Regions from separate parts of the Homo sapiens genome. Here region 2 is linked to region 1. The links are chromatin loops, found by intact Hi-C in ENCODE. Cell type or tissue: gastrocnemius medialis. All regions are shown on one strand.

What was found. Hi-C counts contacts between places; a loop is a spot of excess contacts. Peaks named below come from ENCODE experiments on the same cell type or tissue, not always from the same donor. Only the 100,000 strongest peaks of a DNase experiment are listed, where the experiment ranks them.
Region 2: a loop joins it to region 1, with 9 times the contacts of the local background. A loop is called at or near these places in 10 of 110 quality-filtered maps.

Annotation. Positions count from the first base shown.
Region 1 is chr2:167,208,479-167,216,478 of GRCh38, reverse strand. XIRP2 (xin actin binding repeat containing 2) reads right to left here. Exons shown (of 11, transcript NM_152381.6): 4 at 5,584-5,744. Among named protein-coding and RNA genes, the nearest start is that of XIRP2-AS1, 72 kb to the right of the region's middle. In gastrocnemius medialis, a CTCF peak has its summit at 4,236 (motif pointing right); a DNase peak (open chromatin) is centred at 4,234; H3K4me3 peaks cover 584 bases; H3K27ac peaks cover 5,871 bases.
Region 2 is chr2:166,695,980-166,703,979 of GRCh38, reverse strand. No RefSeq gene overlaps it. Among named protein-coding and RNA genes, the nearest start is that of XIRP2, 190 kb to the left of the region's middle. In gastrocnemius medialis, a CTCF peak has its summit at 3,720 (motif pointing left); no DNase peak of the experiment used is centred here.

The DNA.
Region 1 (8,000 bases):
CATGTCCTTCGCCCACTTTTTGATGGGGTTGTTTGTTTTTTTCTTGTAAATTTGTTTGAGTTCATTGTAGATTCTGGATATTAGCCCTTTGTCAGATGAGTAGGTTGCGAAAATTTTCTCCCATGTTGTAGGTTGCCTGTTCACTCTGATGGTAGTTTCTTTTGCTGTGCAGAAGCTCTTTAGTTTAATTAGATCCCATTTGTCAATTTTGGCTTTTGTTGCCATTGCTTTTGGTGTTTTGGACATGAAGTCCTTGCCCACGCCTATGTCCTGAATGGTAATGCCTAGGTTTTCTTCTAGGGTTTTTATGGTTTTAGGTCTAACGTTTAAATCTTTAATCCATCTTGAATTGATTTTTGTATAAGGTGTAAGGAAGGGATCCAGTTTCAGCTTTCTACATATGGCTAGCCAGTTTTCCCAGCACCATTTATTAAATAGGGAATCCTTTCCCCATTGCTTGTTTTTCTCAGGTTTGTCAAAGATCAGATAGTTGTAGGTATGCGGCGTTATTTCTGAGGGCTCTGTTCTGTTCCATAGAAAACTAATTTTGATAGGTATCATTGGAAGCAATTTGAAAAGCACCTGAGTAGTCCTGTGAGACCTATGCCCCTTCGGGAAGTGCAGAAGTAGCTCAGGTGCATTGGTTTTGATGATTCAGCACATTCCAGAGCCCAGCAGGCACTCAAGCCCAGATGGGATAATTCTCAAGGAAACAGGCCCCATGCCAGCCTTCCCTCCTCCCGGAAGATTCTAGGTCTGCTTGCAACTGGAAGACTTGGCAATACTTCAAATCAGAGCAGGTCTCCTGAGGTCTGACCCAGTCCTGACATAACCCTCAAAGCCTTAAGACCTTGAAAGTAACTGGGGACCCAGGAGCTGAGAGGTTTCTATACCATGGACTGGGGACTTTGGGGGTCCTGGATCTTTAACCAAATAAGTAGTCTTTCAAATAGATATTAAAAATGTAGTGCCTATCTTGGGGTTTGGGTTTCCCATACTCCAGAATATTATAGACTAATATTAGGATTATCTAAATTACTAGCAAGTACTCAAGTTGTTGCTTTACTAAGTTAATAACGTTTCCTCATTTATGTGGACTATCAAATATTTCAAAATATGTGTGGTGGCCCTTTGAGAAGAGATGATTGTGCTCTTCTATGAACTAGGTATATATTGTATCAAATTCTGCAACAAACTTTAAATGCAAATCTTAATCAATTACTTCTAGTTGATATATGTTAAGGTCAGAAAAATGTACAGCACCCCTTTTGAAATTTAAGATACAGTGAAAAAGGGGAAGGGTGAATTAAGGCCACAATATTTATTTTACCCCTTCTGCCATTTAATTTATATAAGTGGCTTTCCTGGATAAATTATATATAGATAATCTATAAGTATCAAATTATAGACATTAAGGTAATTATTAAGAAGAACCTTGCTGTTTCAAACAACTATTCTGATGTCCCAATCATGTGCAAATTAATCTGGCAAGCCTTAGTATTATGCTTATGACCGGATGCTCTCCTGGTAAATGCATTTTCACAAAAAGATCAATTCTTATACTGGACAGGTTGCCTCTCATCTATAAAATGGATTAAAAAACAGATATACCAGCCTGGTGTGGTGTCTCATGCCTGTAATCCTAGCACTTTGGGAGGTCAAGGTGGGTGGATCACAAGGTCAGGAGTTCGAGACCAGCCTGGCCAACATGGGGAAACCCCGTCTCTACTAAAAAAATACAAAAATTAGCCGGGCATGGTGGCACATGCCTGTAATTCCAGCTATTTGGGAGGCTGAGGCAGGAGATTTGCCTGAACTGAGGAGGCAGAGGTTGCAGTGAGCCGAGATTGTGCCACTGCACTCCAGCCTGAGCAGCAGAGCAAGACTCCGTCTCAAAAGAACAAAACAAAACAGATATACCCATTACTTTCCTGCGCTTTAGAAACAGACTACATTACACATGCAAAAATTCATACAGTTGATTTTTTTTTTTTTTTTTTTTGAGATGGAGTCTCACTCAGCCGTCCGGGCTGGAGTGCAGCAGCACGATCTCGGCTCACTGCAACCACTGTTTCCTGGGTTCAAGTGATTCTCCCGTCTGAGCCTCCTGAGTAGCTGGGATTACTGGCACCCGCCATCATGCTTGGCTATCTTCCTTCCTTCCTTCCTTCCTTCCTTCCTCCCTCCCTCCCTCCCTCCCTCTCTTTCTCTCTCTCTCTTTCCTTCCTTCCTTCCTTCCTTCCTTCCTTCCTCCCTCCCTCCCTCCCTCCCTCTCTTTCTCTCTCTCTTTCCTTCCTTCCTTCCTTCTTTCTCTTTCTTTCCTTCTTTCTCTTTCTCTTTGCTTCCTTCCTTCCTTCCTTCCTTCCTTCCTTCCTTCCTTCCTTCTTTCTTTCTTCCTTCCTTCCTTTCTATTTTGTATTTTAGTAGACATGGAGTTTCATCATGTTGGCCAGACTGGTCTTGAACTGCTGACCTCAGGTGATCCACCCACCTCAGCCTCCCAAAGTGCTAGGATTACAGGGGTGAGCCACCGCGGATTATTTTTAATAGTAGTACTAATACCATTCCTGCTACCCCTGGTACTATCATTACGCTACTGCAGCTGCTCATTCACCCAAGTGAGACAAATCTTCTGAAATATGGTTCAGTGGCGGTGCTAAGGTTTCCTTGTTCCACTTGCGGGTAGATGAAAGTTTACACATGTGAGATGGCAGGACCTGCCCAAGAAGCAGTCTGTGGTCATAACCGGGAGTAATGCTTCCTTGCTCAGGTGGGGACCGTTCCTGTGACTTTACCTTATTTAGTGTCATGCTCTAAATATCCCAACTAATGAATGTTGTTATCATTGACCCCATAACTGAAATTGCTTTGTGTTGAAACTTTTTATGTTTATTATTATTCTGTGTTTCTTATTATTTGGCTCAGCAATAAGGTTTGGAATCTAATGGGTGTGCTGATAATAATATGCTAATTTGAACACCTAACAGTTAAATCTAGGTAAATATATTACACAGTCCTCAAGTTCTTTTTACAAAAAAACTGTTCTTGGTTTATAGGGCATAACAGAAATAACATAATTTTGGGAGTTGGACAGACAGTGCTTCTAATTCCAGCCCTGACAATTAAAACCTTGGGCTACAGCTCTTGAACTTGGTTTTCTTTCTTATAAACTGGGCATAGAAATATTTTTCTCACAGATTTATTGTGAGTATTAAAAAAGGTAAAGGGAATAAAATTGCACAGACTTGAAAATGAATCTGGCATTTTAATTCATTGCTCAACAAGTGTTACTTCTCCCTCTCTTTTAGGGGGCTTCTATAGACCACCACTGTTTCATGGGCATAACTTTCATTTAGATACAACCAAATGCCATCTGATTGACTCTGAGACAAGGAAAATATATTGTCTTTACATGTGTAAATATGATTGAGATATAGTAGATTCAGTTTGGGTCTGATTCTGTGACTTTCAGATTTTGCACTTAAAATTTTGGGTTAATTGTGGAGATACAGATTTAGTCACAGGCAGTTTTCATGATTTTTTTTGGTGTGTGTGTGTGTGTGTGCAGAGGGGTGGGGGGGTGGGGGGGTGGCTTGAACAAGCATTTCATGCACATGATTAAATAAACAATTATTTTGCTTTGCTTTAGATATTTACCAGGATTCTGCTGAGATAATATATGTGCTCTTCTTTCTCACAATATTTGCTTAGGGCCAAACCATATACTATAATATGTATTTTGGGGGCCAAAAATACTTTCTCATTTAGGGAAGAGGAAGAAGTTGAATTCAGTTAGAAGAGCACAAGAGTCAAGAGACTAGGAATCTAGCTTGGCCTCCTCACTACCTAATTTTATAATCTATAAGTAACTTTCTCTTGCTTTTCTTGTCTATAAAATTTGCAGGGAAGAGAAGATTACTAAATTCTTTATATGTAGACATTTTGAGATTAGCCCTAAAGTTTTTGATTTTGTATTAAATAATGGGATCATTTAATTTCCCTATGTGTCCAATGTAAACATTCCCTTTTTAAACACATCATAAATATATATCATGCCTTGATACCACTTTTTTAATGTGTATTCTCTTAGTACCTGGCAAGGTCAATCTTCCTAAATCAAATATTGTTTACTAAATAACCAGTCTTTAGGCATTTTCAAAATCAACTGTTTCCTCGTGAATCATTTCTCTAATTTAGAACACGAATAAGTTCCTCAATGATCCAGTAGGGGGTGCCATCGAAGAAGACTGGCAGGAGGTACTATAGTGCCACTGTTTATTTTGGAAGTGATCTAGATACTTATGTCACTTCTGCACATTTATTCCAAATCTAAGCTGTGTCTAAAATGTATTTTAATGACTATGTGAAAACCTAAATGTCATCTAGAATTGCATTTTTTAAATGAGTTTGGCACAGTCAGCCTTGTCTCTAAATAATTTGTAAAGAAGCATGTTAAGTGTAGCTATTTTAATACACCACCTTTTTTGGCTTTTCTCTCTCTCTCTTTCTCTGTCTCCCTCTCTCATACACAACTAGGCTAATTTGGAGATTATAATTATAAAAGAACATTCTTATATTCCATTAAGTTGAAGGCCACAGAATACAGAACCCCAAAATTCTTTTGAATATGACTTTATAATGCATTGGCTCTAAAAATTGGTGGTCTTACTGAATCCTGCAGTTTCCTATAATCATAATTGGTTTAGCAGAGTGTCTACATTGCTAATCTCTCTCATTTTTATGTTGATTAAACCTTTCCTAATGGATTTAGTGCATACAGAGAAACGAGAAAAGCCAAAGAAATTATACTGCCAGTGAATTTCAATGAACCATATATGAGACCAAGGAGGGTGGCGTGCAAACCCATGTTATTAAAATTTGAAATTAATTCCCGACCTTCCTGAGGAGAATATCTACAGGTTAAGTGCTAATGATGATAATAATAACACATTTATACAGCGCCTTATGGCTTACACATAAATTGTCTCTTTGATTCCTCACCAAGACTCTGTGTGATAAATGATGATTCCCATTTTTCAGTCAAGGAAACTGAAGCTCAGAGAGAAGTTAAGATAGTAGTTCAGGGCTGGGCACAGTGGCTCATGCCTGTAATCCCAGCACTTTGGGAGGCTGATGCGGGCGGATCACGAGGTCAAGAGATCGATACCATCCTGGCCAACATGGTGAAATCCTGTCTCTACTAAAAATACAAAAATTAGCAGAGCATGGTGGCATGCTCTGTAATCCCAGCTACTCGGGAGGCTGAGGCAAGAGAATCACTTGAACCCAGGAGGTGGAGGGTGCCGAGATCGTGCCATTGCACTCCAGCCTGGATGACAGAGCAAGACTCTGTCTCAAAAAAAATAAAAAATAAATAAAAATAGTAGTTCAGATTCACACAAGTAATAAGTAGCACAGTTGAAACTTAAATTCAGATAGTCTGGATTTATTTCACACACTATTTTTGTGCTCTTTCTACTTTAGCCCCCTGTCCAGTAGTATTCTTACATTTCAAATATAAAGAGGGAATTGGGACAGACAGTAAGCACATTGCCTAGTGCAAAACCATTAGGAGCAGCTTACATTAGCAGAGAAGCTGCGGCAGTCACCCCTGGAAACAGCTGCCTGGTACCTCGCCATCCGCTCCTTCAGGGAGACCACTTCGTGGAGGTCTGACACACCCTCGCCCCGAGCAGCACTGTCTTCTGCAAATCCACTCTCAGGCTTATTAGGGCCAGCAGTCGCTGAAAGCAAACAGAGCATGCTTACACATGTGTGTTAAGCTTTAAGAAGAAAACAGCATCACCTTATAAATGGTGAAGCATTTAAAATACTTGATCTCGTAAAATGGACTGTAGCATTTCACAATATTTTCAATGTCTCATGGTCATCTCCTTCAAGCTTTCAAGCAAAGTTACAAAATGTGTGTATAACAGCATAAACTTAGGTAAACAGCAAAAATTTATCCCCCCAACTCTTGCAATTATTGTGATGAGAAAAACTTAGTAACAGATATATAATAACAATTAACATTCCTCAAGCACTATGTTTTGAATGTATGCTAAATTCTGTGTGCATTTTCAAATTTACTTTTCTAACAATCTTGTAAGGTAGGTAATATTATTTCTAAAAATTTATATAAGAAAATGAGAGTCACGCCTATTAAAAAACTTTCCAAGGATCACACCTTTAACAAGCGGCAGATTTGAATATGGTTTGACAAAATCTTTAACAAGTCTAAGGGTTGCTCCTTTCTTCTCTCCTCACCCCTCAACCTTTAAGGAGATATGTCCAGCTAAAATATGCAAATATTGTGAATATTATAGGCTGTGGATTTTTTTTTCTTTTCTTCTTAGGGGCATGTATTACATAAGAAAGAAGTAATAGTATCATTAGAAACAGCTTTGTCAGGCACCCATTTCAGAGAGCCTGATATTTACCCATGAAGCCATCTACTTGGCAAAAAGGCAGGGTAGGAGGAATTACATATCTGGAAGTAGTGTTAAAGACTGATTGCACAATCACAGAATAGCAGTTGTAAGAAACAGAATGATCTTAGAGATCATCGAACCTAACCCAATCTAATCAACTCCTTTTAGGCAGAAGAAAACGTATGCCTGAATGTTTCCTTATGTGAAAGGAACATAAGGACCCTCCATTGTTATGTGATTCTCCACAACTATTTAGCTTACGTATGCCAGAACTGATCTCAAAACTAGTTTTTCTTATTTAATCTAGTGATCTTTGTTGTCATCCTTCTGCTTGGTGGTTTACTATTCACTCTTAGATGGTTTTGATTCCAAAATCATTTCAAGGGCATGTTATAGGTATGTATACATGTGCTTTTGTATATGAGTTTATGTATATGCATCACTCATTCATGCATCTCCTGCCTTCACTCTTAGGGCTGGTAGTTTCTGGGACTTACAGGGTAGGGCTCTTTGTAGTACTTTCTTATTTGGGTTGTTATAATTTAATCACTATCAACCAAGGCCCAAATAACCTCTAGTAAAAGACAGCCAAGCTGTTCCCTCTGTGCCCTGTTCTTCCTCTCTCCTCCCTCAACTCTGAGTCCCCATGTTGAACCATCTTATTGAATTGCTTGCTTTTTCTATTAGCATCTTCAAGATTTATGTACACAACAGCAGTTGAGAACAATTTCTGTGGCCTAGAAAAAATTAAAAAATCATTTTCATTTTGACACCTTCCTAGAGTATTTGGTTTTCCATAGAGACTTCTTATTCAGTAAACACTTTCATATATTGTAATTAAAATAGTAAAAATACTTAACATACTATCACAAAGATACAAAGTATAAAGGAATAAGACATGGTATTATATGAATGCTGATTGTACAATGTTGATTATGTTTATGACAAATGCCAGCTATCTTTGAAATTCACCTGTCATCCAAAACCTCATAGCCATACAAAAGACTCCTCCACTTGATTCTGATAAAAAGAGATTCCCACAAATCACTGAAAGACTTTCACATGCTGAGGAAAAGCTCTTTATTTTTCCCTGTGGCTTCTCTATCTGCACAGATGAATTCAGTGTACATTCAGCTGTGCTGTTCTTACTTTGATGTGAATGAATGTCATATAGATTTTATTGAACATAACACTCTAAAGTTTTTCTACATTAAAATATAAATTTTATTTTGTGTGTTATCCATAAAAGATGCCATTCTTTTGGTAATCTTAATAGAAGTTCAGGCTTTTTTTTGGTTAAAATTTACAAATAGTATTTAGCTTTCAAATATTTGATTTTTATCATTTTTTAATGACAAAATGCCCAATATTATTTGTCAAAAAGAAATCAGTGGCCTGATTTGGATTCCATTGCTCATGGCCATCATAGAAAAGACTCTCAGCCGGGCGCGGTGGCTCACACCTGTAATCCCAGCACTCTGGGAGGCCGAGACGGGCAGATCACGAGGTCAGGAGATCCAGACCATCCTGGCTAACACGGTGAAACCCCGTCTCTACTAAAAAATACAA
Region 2 (8,000 bases), 510 kb after region 1:
ATTTAATAAATGGTGCTGGGAAAACTGGCTAGCCATATGTAGAAAGCTGAAACTGGATCCCTTCCTTACACCTTATACAAAAATCAATTCAAGATGGATTAAAGACTTCAATTTTAGACCTAAAACCATAAAAACCCTAGAAGAAAACCTAGGCATTACCATTCAGGACATAGGCATGGGCAAGGACTTCATGTCCAAAACACCAAAAGCAATGGCAACAAAAGCCAAAATTGACAAATGGGATCTAATTAAACTAAAGAGCTTCTGCACGGCAAAAGAAACTACCATCAGAGTGAACAGGCAACCTACAAAATGGGAGAAAATTTTCACAACCTACTCATCTGACAAAGGGCTAATATCCAGAATCTACAATGAACTCCAACAAATTTACAAGAAAAAAACAAAGAACCCCATCAAAAAGTGGGTGAAGGAAATGAACAGACACTTCTCAAAAGAAGACATTTATGCAGCCAAAAAACACATGAAAAAATGCTCATCATCACTGGCCATCAGAGAAATGCAAATCAAAACCACAATGAGATACCATCTCACACCAGTTAGAATGGCAATCATTAAAAAGTCAGGAAACAACAGGTGCTGGAGAGGATGTGGAGAAATAGGAACACTTTTACACTGTTGGTGGGACTGGAAACTAGTTCAACCATTGTGGAAGTCAGTGTGGCCATTCCTCAGGGATCTAGAACTAGAAATACCATTTGACCCAGCCATCCCATTACTGGGTATATACCCAAAGGACTATAAATCATGCTGCTATAAAGACACATGCACACGTATGTTTATTGCGGCACTATTCACAATAGCAAAGACTTGGAACCAACCCAAATGTCCAACAATGATAGATTGGATTAAGAAAATGTGGCACATATACACCATGGAATACTATGCAGCCATAAAAAATGATGAGTTCATGTCCTTTGTAGGGACATGGATGAAATTGGAAATCATCTTTCTCAGTAAACTATCACAAGAACAAAAAACCAAACACTGCATATTCTCACTCATAGGTGGGAAATGAACAATGAGAACACATGGATACAGGAAGGAGAACATCCCACTCTGGGGACTGTTGTGGGGTAGGGGGAGGGGGGTCGGATAGCATTGGGAGATATACCTAATGCTAGATGATGAGTTAGTGGGTGCAGCGCACCAGCATGGCACATGTATACATATGTAACTAACTTGCACATTGTGCACATGTACCCTAAAACTTAAAGTATAATAATAAAAAAAAAAAGAAAGAAAAATCAATGACCCCTCTCCCACTTTGCTCAAGGACCATGCTACAATATCACTATGAAGTGACAGAATTTTGGCTCTAGTTCTGTCCTGCCAGCTCAGCTATGGGGGGATCAGGGGTTGGGTCCTAATTTTGTGGTTGCAGTTTTATATTGTGGCAGGTAGAGGAGAAATTAAGCACATTACCAATCATATGTGGTGAAGTAACAGCCCTTGACCTTGGTTAATTGCCCTAAGCACCAGCCGTAGCCAGTTTCATGGAATTTTGCAAGGAGGCCAGCTCCTTTTCTGGGAGGCCAGCCTGTAGATGATCAGTTAGATAAGTTAACCCTTTCCTATTAGCAGATAATCACATTGTATAGGGTACTAAGGGTTTTATAAGGCATTATGTCTGTCCTGGAAAAGCTTCCAGATTCACAGGGTAAAAACTGGCAGCACTGATATAGTTTTAGCATTGATGATGAATACTTACTGCAAAGATGCGTTGCTTGGAATCATTCAGTTTCAAATTTGATAGTTACTTACTTCGTGTTATTTCAGCATGGTTGTAGTTCATGGAGAACCTAGTCTGCTTTTGTTATTCTCTGGGTGTTCTCTAACATCTCATCCTAAATAGGAAAGATTTTTTAAATTAGCAGAAATAATTTTTTATCTTAGTGGATATTTAATAAAACCACTACTATAGTAATTATTGAAGGTTTGTGAAGTGGTTCCCATAACTCTGTGCTCAACAAGACACAAAAAGTTCAAAGAGTATATATTCAAACACTGTTCCTAACTCTTAACACTTTTGGCCCTAGACTAATCACTTAATCTGAAAACATTCTGATTGCCTTATTTACAAAATGAGAAAAGTAGAAGAGCCTACTCATCAGAATGCCAGAATGTGTATAAAGTGATGAGTATTTGTATTTAACCAGCTTAAGATATGTAAATTACAACAGGCGACAAGGTAGAATACTATCTTATGTGTTTCTATGCCTGAGGAATTTTCTTTCCTCTTCTAGGCATCAAGCAGAATCATTTAATGTCTAAATCACACTTCCTTTCTGACAGGAGTCACTTCAAGTTAGCATTTAAATTGTATTTTTGTCAGTGGAAACCTCCTCTCCACAAGGCTTCTGAAGGGCAGGTGACTTGTCTAATGCCTGTATACCTGAAATCCCTAATGCATTACTAGGACCATAGTACATACTTACTAGGTATTGCTGAGTTGAGTAACATCACAAATAGACAGCTAGGAGGACAGCACAATATCAACATACTTTCTCACAATTCTTGCACAGTTACATCATCAGGTACAAAAACCTCCGTCTTCAGCCTTTTGTTGCTTGAGCCAAAAGATCTTTCCTTTATTTTTGATGGGTGGCTGATATCAGTGGGATCATAATTACAGCCCTCTGTGCCAAACATCAGGTTAATAGAAACTATTGTTGAAGAGAAAAACATCCTGTAGTTCTTTGTCTCCAAAATTCCCCAGCAGACATGAGGACTTCCCACGAGCTGAAGAGCTTAAAAGAAAGTCTCCATTCGCAAAATAATTATAACCATACTTTTTGTTACCCTCAGTGGTTTGATGAGTGGATTAAAAGAAGAGAATACACCTAGGTATATTTTCACTTTCTTCTCAGCTCTAAAAACTAGATGTCCCTGTTGATACCAATAACAGGAGAAAATAGTTTCATTCCCTATGGCCATTAGCTTTTTCAATACTTATTTTAAATAGTAAATAAAATTCCTTCAGATAATGAACATATTATCTCAGTTAGAGAGGGAGAAATAGCTAGTAAATTGCTTATAACACAAAATAATCAATGTGTTAATGAACTTCTTTTTCCATTAAAACAATACTACAAAGTTTGCTGATTATACTTAACTGATTGATTCTTTTGTTCTTAAGGAGCAAAGTCATACATCTTCACCTGAAGAATTCTAGAATGTGTTGGGATTGTCCCAATTTAACTTTTCTAGAAAGGCAGAATGATGGATATTACATTGGTTAATGTCTGCGAGAGGCAGAAAGATGAAGGCATAGGACATTGAGTAAGAGCAGAGAAGCCCTTAAAAAAAAGGCAAGGCTTATATTGCTCTATTCACAACTCTCATGTCTGTCTTTCTCTCCTACCTTTCTTAATCTAGTCAATTTAAATCATAGATTATTTACTCAATAGGCCATACATTCATTGAAAAACAACTTGAGTGACCTTTTCATTTATAAATTCAAAGAACATAAAATAAGGTAGTGGCGGCTGCTCAGTTTGTATTGACAGAGTTATCTAGTCTTTTGAGATTCCAAGACTATTTCTATTTAATCATAAACATCCTGTAAAAAGAACTGTCATCTGCTACATACATCCCACTTAAGCGAAATCAGATTGTATGCCATTTTCCAACTTTGCTCTTGACATAAAAGAAAATAGGTTTAAGGGTTAGCATTAATGTCTATGTTCTGCTGTCCTCTGCTGGTGTCATAGGAAAATATTTAATAGTGAACTCACTAGTTGGGTCTTTAATTCCAGCTATAAGGATAAAATAAGTTTATACAGAGTCTGATATTAAAAGTAAACAGTAAAAACCTAAATTTTTTAAAAAGGAAATATAAAACAAAACATTTTATTCTTCCTTTAGTGCAAGCTCACACTTGTACAAAAGTCTATATCTGATTTAGTAATTCTGTATTTGTATTTAATAACTAAATTTATTTTGCTGAAATATTGCTCAAGTTTGCAATAGTTTGCAAGTGTGCATTGCAGTTCTGCTGCCTTTTGTATACTGATTAGTATTAAGGTGGCAATGAACATGTCTCTTACATATTAGAGCAAATATTTAAAAATTACCTCCCACTTTCTCTCCTCCAGCACATTTCTCCCTCTGTCCTAATATTATTAAATTCTGGAAACATGTTATAAAATAGGGCAGATATTATATACTTCTAACATTTCCAAAATGTACTCATGTGTTTATTTTTAGGCACAACTTGCAGGAAAATTGTTAGAAATAAGTTGTTTATAATCTTTGCGGCATCATATAAGGTTTTGTCACATAGCCAACAGTTTTTTGATATCCCACATATATACAGGGTAAAATACTTCCAGCTTTATGGTTTTGTTGTAGTACAGAATGTTTTTCCTAGAGAATCATAATTATAAAATATCATTAGATGAACTTCCCTATACTCAGTGCTACTGAAATGATTAGAATAAAGCTTTTATTACAACTCATTTTTACATGAAGAATGGAATATTCAGTTATAGAAAGTCATAGTATCTCTAAAAGAAGTGATTTTTAGTGACCTTAATATTCTAAATGGTATAATACAAAAAAGAAGCAAAGTCATAAGACCCCCAACAGAGTTATCAAGATGGGAAAATTTATTTCTCTCATGTTTAGCTTATAAAAGCAATTTCTTTGAAAAGCCCAGTGGGTTGGAACTGATATTACAGGCACGAAGCAGCTGTTTGTGTGCTGTCTGTGTAACCTTAAAAGTGTGATTGTAACAGGAACAACGTTCAAGATTGCTGTCCCAAGGTTCAAGATTGCTTTCCCTAGGAGAGGATAATAATGAAAGAAAACATTATTAAATCACCCCATTGATATAATTACCGTTTATTGAGCAGTTCCTATATATCAAATAGAGGACTCAATGCTTTACATTTGTGATTTTACTTATTCCTCATGACTACACTAATAGGTCGTGATTATCACTTCCATTTTACAGACAAGAAATACATGCTCAGAAAATGTAGGCTCTTTGCCTTAAATCATACCAAAAATGTAAAAACAGAACAGAGTTTCCAAACCAAAGTGAGTTCAAGGTTCATATTTTTTCAATTAAATGGCAATCCTATATAATTAATTTTATTTTCACCAATACAAAATATCCAATATGGAAAATAAGTTGAATTATTAATACTTAAAGACTTTTGTTCTTTTGTCTATGGTGTGTGTGTGTGTGTGTGTGTGTGTGTGTGTGTGTGTGTAAAATCATAAAGTGAACATATATAAGGTCAGGTTTGGTAATTAATATTAATTATATTATTCTTTTGCACTTTACCAAATAACTCTAATAAATACGAAAGGCCTTTTGTTGCTTTGGGAACAAAGGTCTCTCTAAGCTATAATCCAGAGCCATCTACAGTTCAACTGAGCCACTCAATTTAGAGAATCTTTGATCCTTAAAGCTCACATTTTGGGGGTCTTTCGTTTATGTAAAAATAAACTAGTCTTGAAGAGACTGCAAAACCCTGAAATATAGATCTTCTTTGTAAAAAGAACACTAGGATTTGTTGAAAATCTACTCTATTGTGAAAGAAAAATTCAAAACAAAATTAAACACATCATCTACACACATTCAAATTAAGTTCTTGTGTACTTTTTTGGATGAGCTAGCATATAAAAACACCGTGTGTCCATCGTGGATCATAATATCCAGGGAGGGAGAGGGGGGTGATATTATTCCCCGTATCCCCTGCGGTATTGGGAGTAATATATCCTCTCGTCCCCTGAATATGAGGAACAATATCACGGGGTGGGGAGGGGTGTACACCACCTGCAATATTGGGAGTAATATCATTGTCTCACCCCCTGGATATTAAAAACAGTATCACAAGGAGGGTGTTTATCACCTCTGATATTGGGAGTAATATCATCCTCTCCCAACCCGGATATCACAGAGGGAGTGTACACCCGCTTCGATATTGGTAGTGATATCATCCTTTTCCCCCATGGATATAAGAAACAATATCACAGGTGGGGTGTACACCACTGGAATATTGGGAGTAATATCATTCTCTTCCCTGCTGGATATTAGCAACAATTTCACAGGGGATGGTGTACGCTTCCTACGATTATGCATATTAATAACATCCACTCCCCCGCTGGACATTAGGAACAATGTCATGTGGGGTTGTATACCCCCTGTGATATTGGGAGTAATATCATACTTTTGCCCCCTGACAATTAGGAACAATATCACAGAGAGGGTGTACACCTTCTGCGCTATTGGGAGTAATGTCACCCTCTCCCCCCATGGATATTAGGAACAATATCACAAAGGTGGTGTACACGTCCTGCGCTTTTGGGAGTAATATCATCCCCTCTTTCCCGGGGTATTAGGAACAATATCACAGGCAGGGGTGTACACTCCCTGTGATTTTTTGAGTGATATCATCCTCTTTCAACCTGGATATTAGGAACAATATAACAAGAGGGTTATACACCACCTGCGATATTGGGAGTAATATCATGCTCTCCCCCCATGGATATTGAGAGCAATATAATAGGGGCGGTTTACACCCCCTGAGATTCTGGGAGTAATATCATCCTCTCCCCACTTAAATATTAGAAACAATATTACAGGGGAGTTGTACACCCGCTGCGACATTGGGAGTAATATCATCCTTTCCCACCGTGGATATTAGGAACAATATCGCATGGGAAGTGTACACCCCCTGCCATATTGAGAGTAGTATTATTTTCTCCCTTGCTGGATATTAGGACCAATATCAGGGGGAGGTGCACACCACTTGCATATTGCCAGTAATATCATGGTCTCCCCCCCCAGGATATTAGGAACAATATCACGAGGGGGGCATACACGCCCTGTGATATTGGAAGTAATATCATCCTCTCGACCATGAAATATTAGGAACAATATCACAGAAGCGGTGTACACCCCCTGCCATATTGACAGTAATATCATCCTCTCCCCCATTGGATATTAGAAACAATACCACAGTGGGGGTGTACACCCACTGCGATATTTTGAGCAACATCATCCTCTAACCCCTGGATATGAGGAACAATATCACAAGGGTGGTATACACTCTCTGTAATATTGGGAGTAATATTATTTTCTCCAGCCCTGGAATACAAGGAATAATAAAACAGCAGTGGTGTACATCCCCTGAGCTACTGAGAGCCATATCACCCTCTCCCCTCATGTATATTAGGAACAATATCACAGGGGGTGTGTACACAGCTTACTCTGTTGGGAGTAATACCATCCTCTTTCTCTTGATATTCGGAACAATATCACAGGATGGGTCTACAATCCCTACGATTTCGGGAGTAATATCATCCTCTCCCAACCTGGATATTAAAAACAAAATAACAGGGGGGTGTACACCCCCTGCGATATTGGGAGTAATATCATCTTCTCCCCCACTTGATATTAGGAAAAATATCCCAGGAAGGGTGTACACCCTCTGCGATATTGGGAGTAATATTATCCTCTCCCCACCTAAATATTAGAAACAATATCACAGGGGAGTATGTACACCCCCTACAATATTGGGAGTAATATCATCCTCTCCTTCCCTGTATATGTGTATACCCCCTGTGATACTGGTAGTAATATCATACTCTTCCCCCCTGGATATTAGGAACAATATCATGGAGGTGGTGTACACCCCCTGCCATATTGTAAGTCATATCATTCTCTCTTCCCCTGGATATTAGGAACAATACCACGGGGGTGAGTCGCCTGTGATATTGGAATTAATGTCATCCTCTCCCCCACTGAATATTAAAAACAATATCAGAGGGGTGTTGTCCACCCCTGTGATATGGACAGTAATATTGTTGTCTTCCCGCCTATATATTAAGAACATTATCATAAGGGAGGTGTACAACCCTTGCGATAGTAGGAGTAATATCACCCTCGCTACTTTTAGATATTAGGAACAATATCACAGCGGGGGGTGTACACACCCTGCGATGTTGGGCAAAATGTTATCCACATC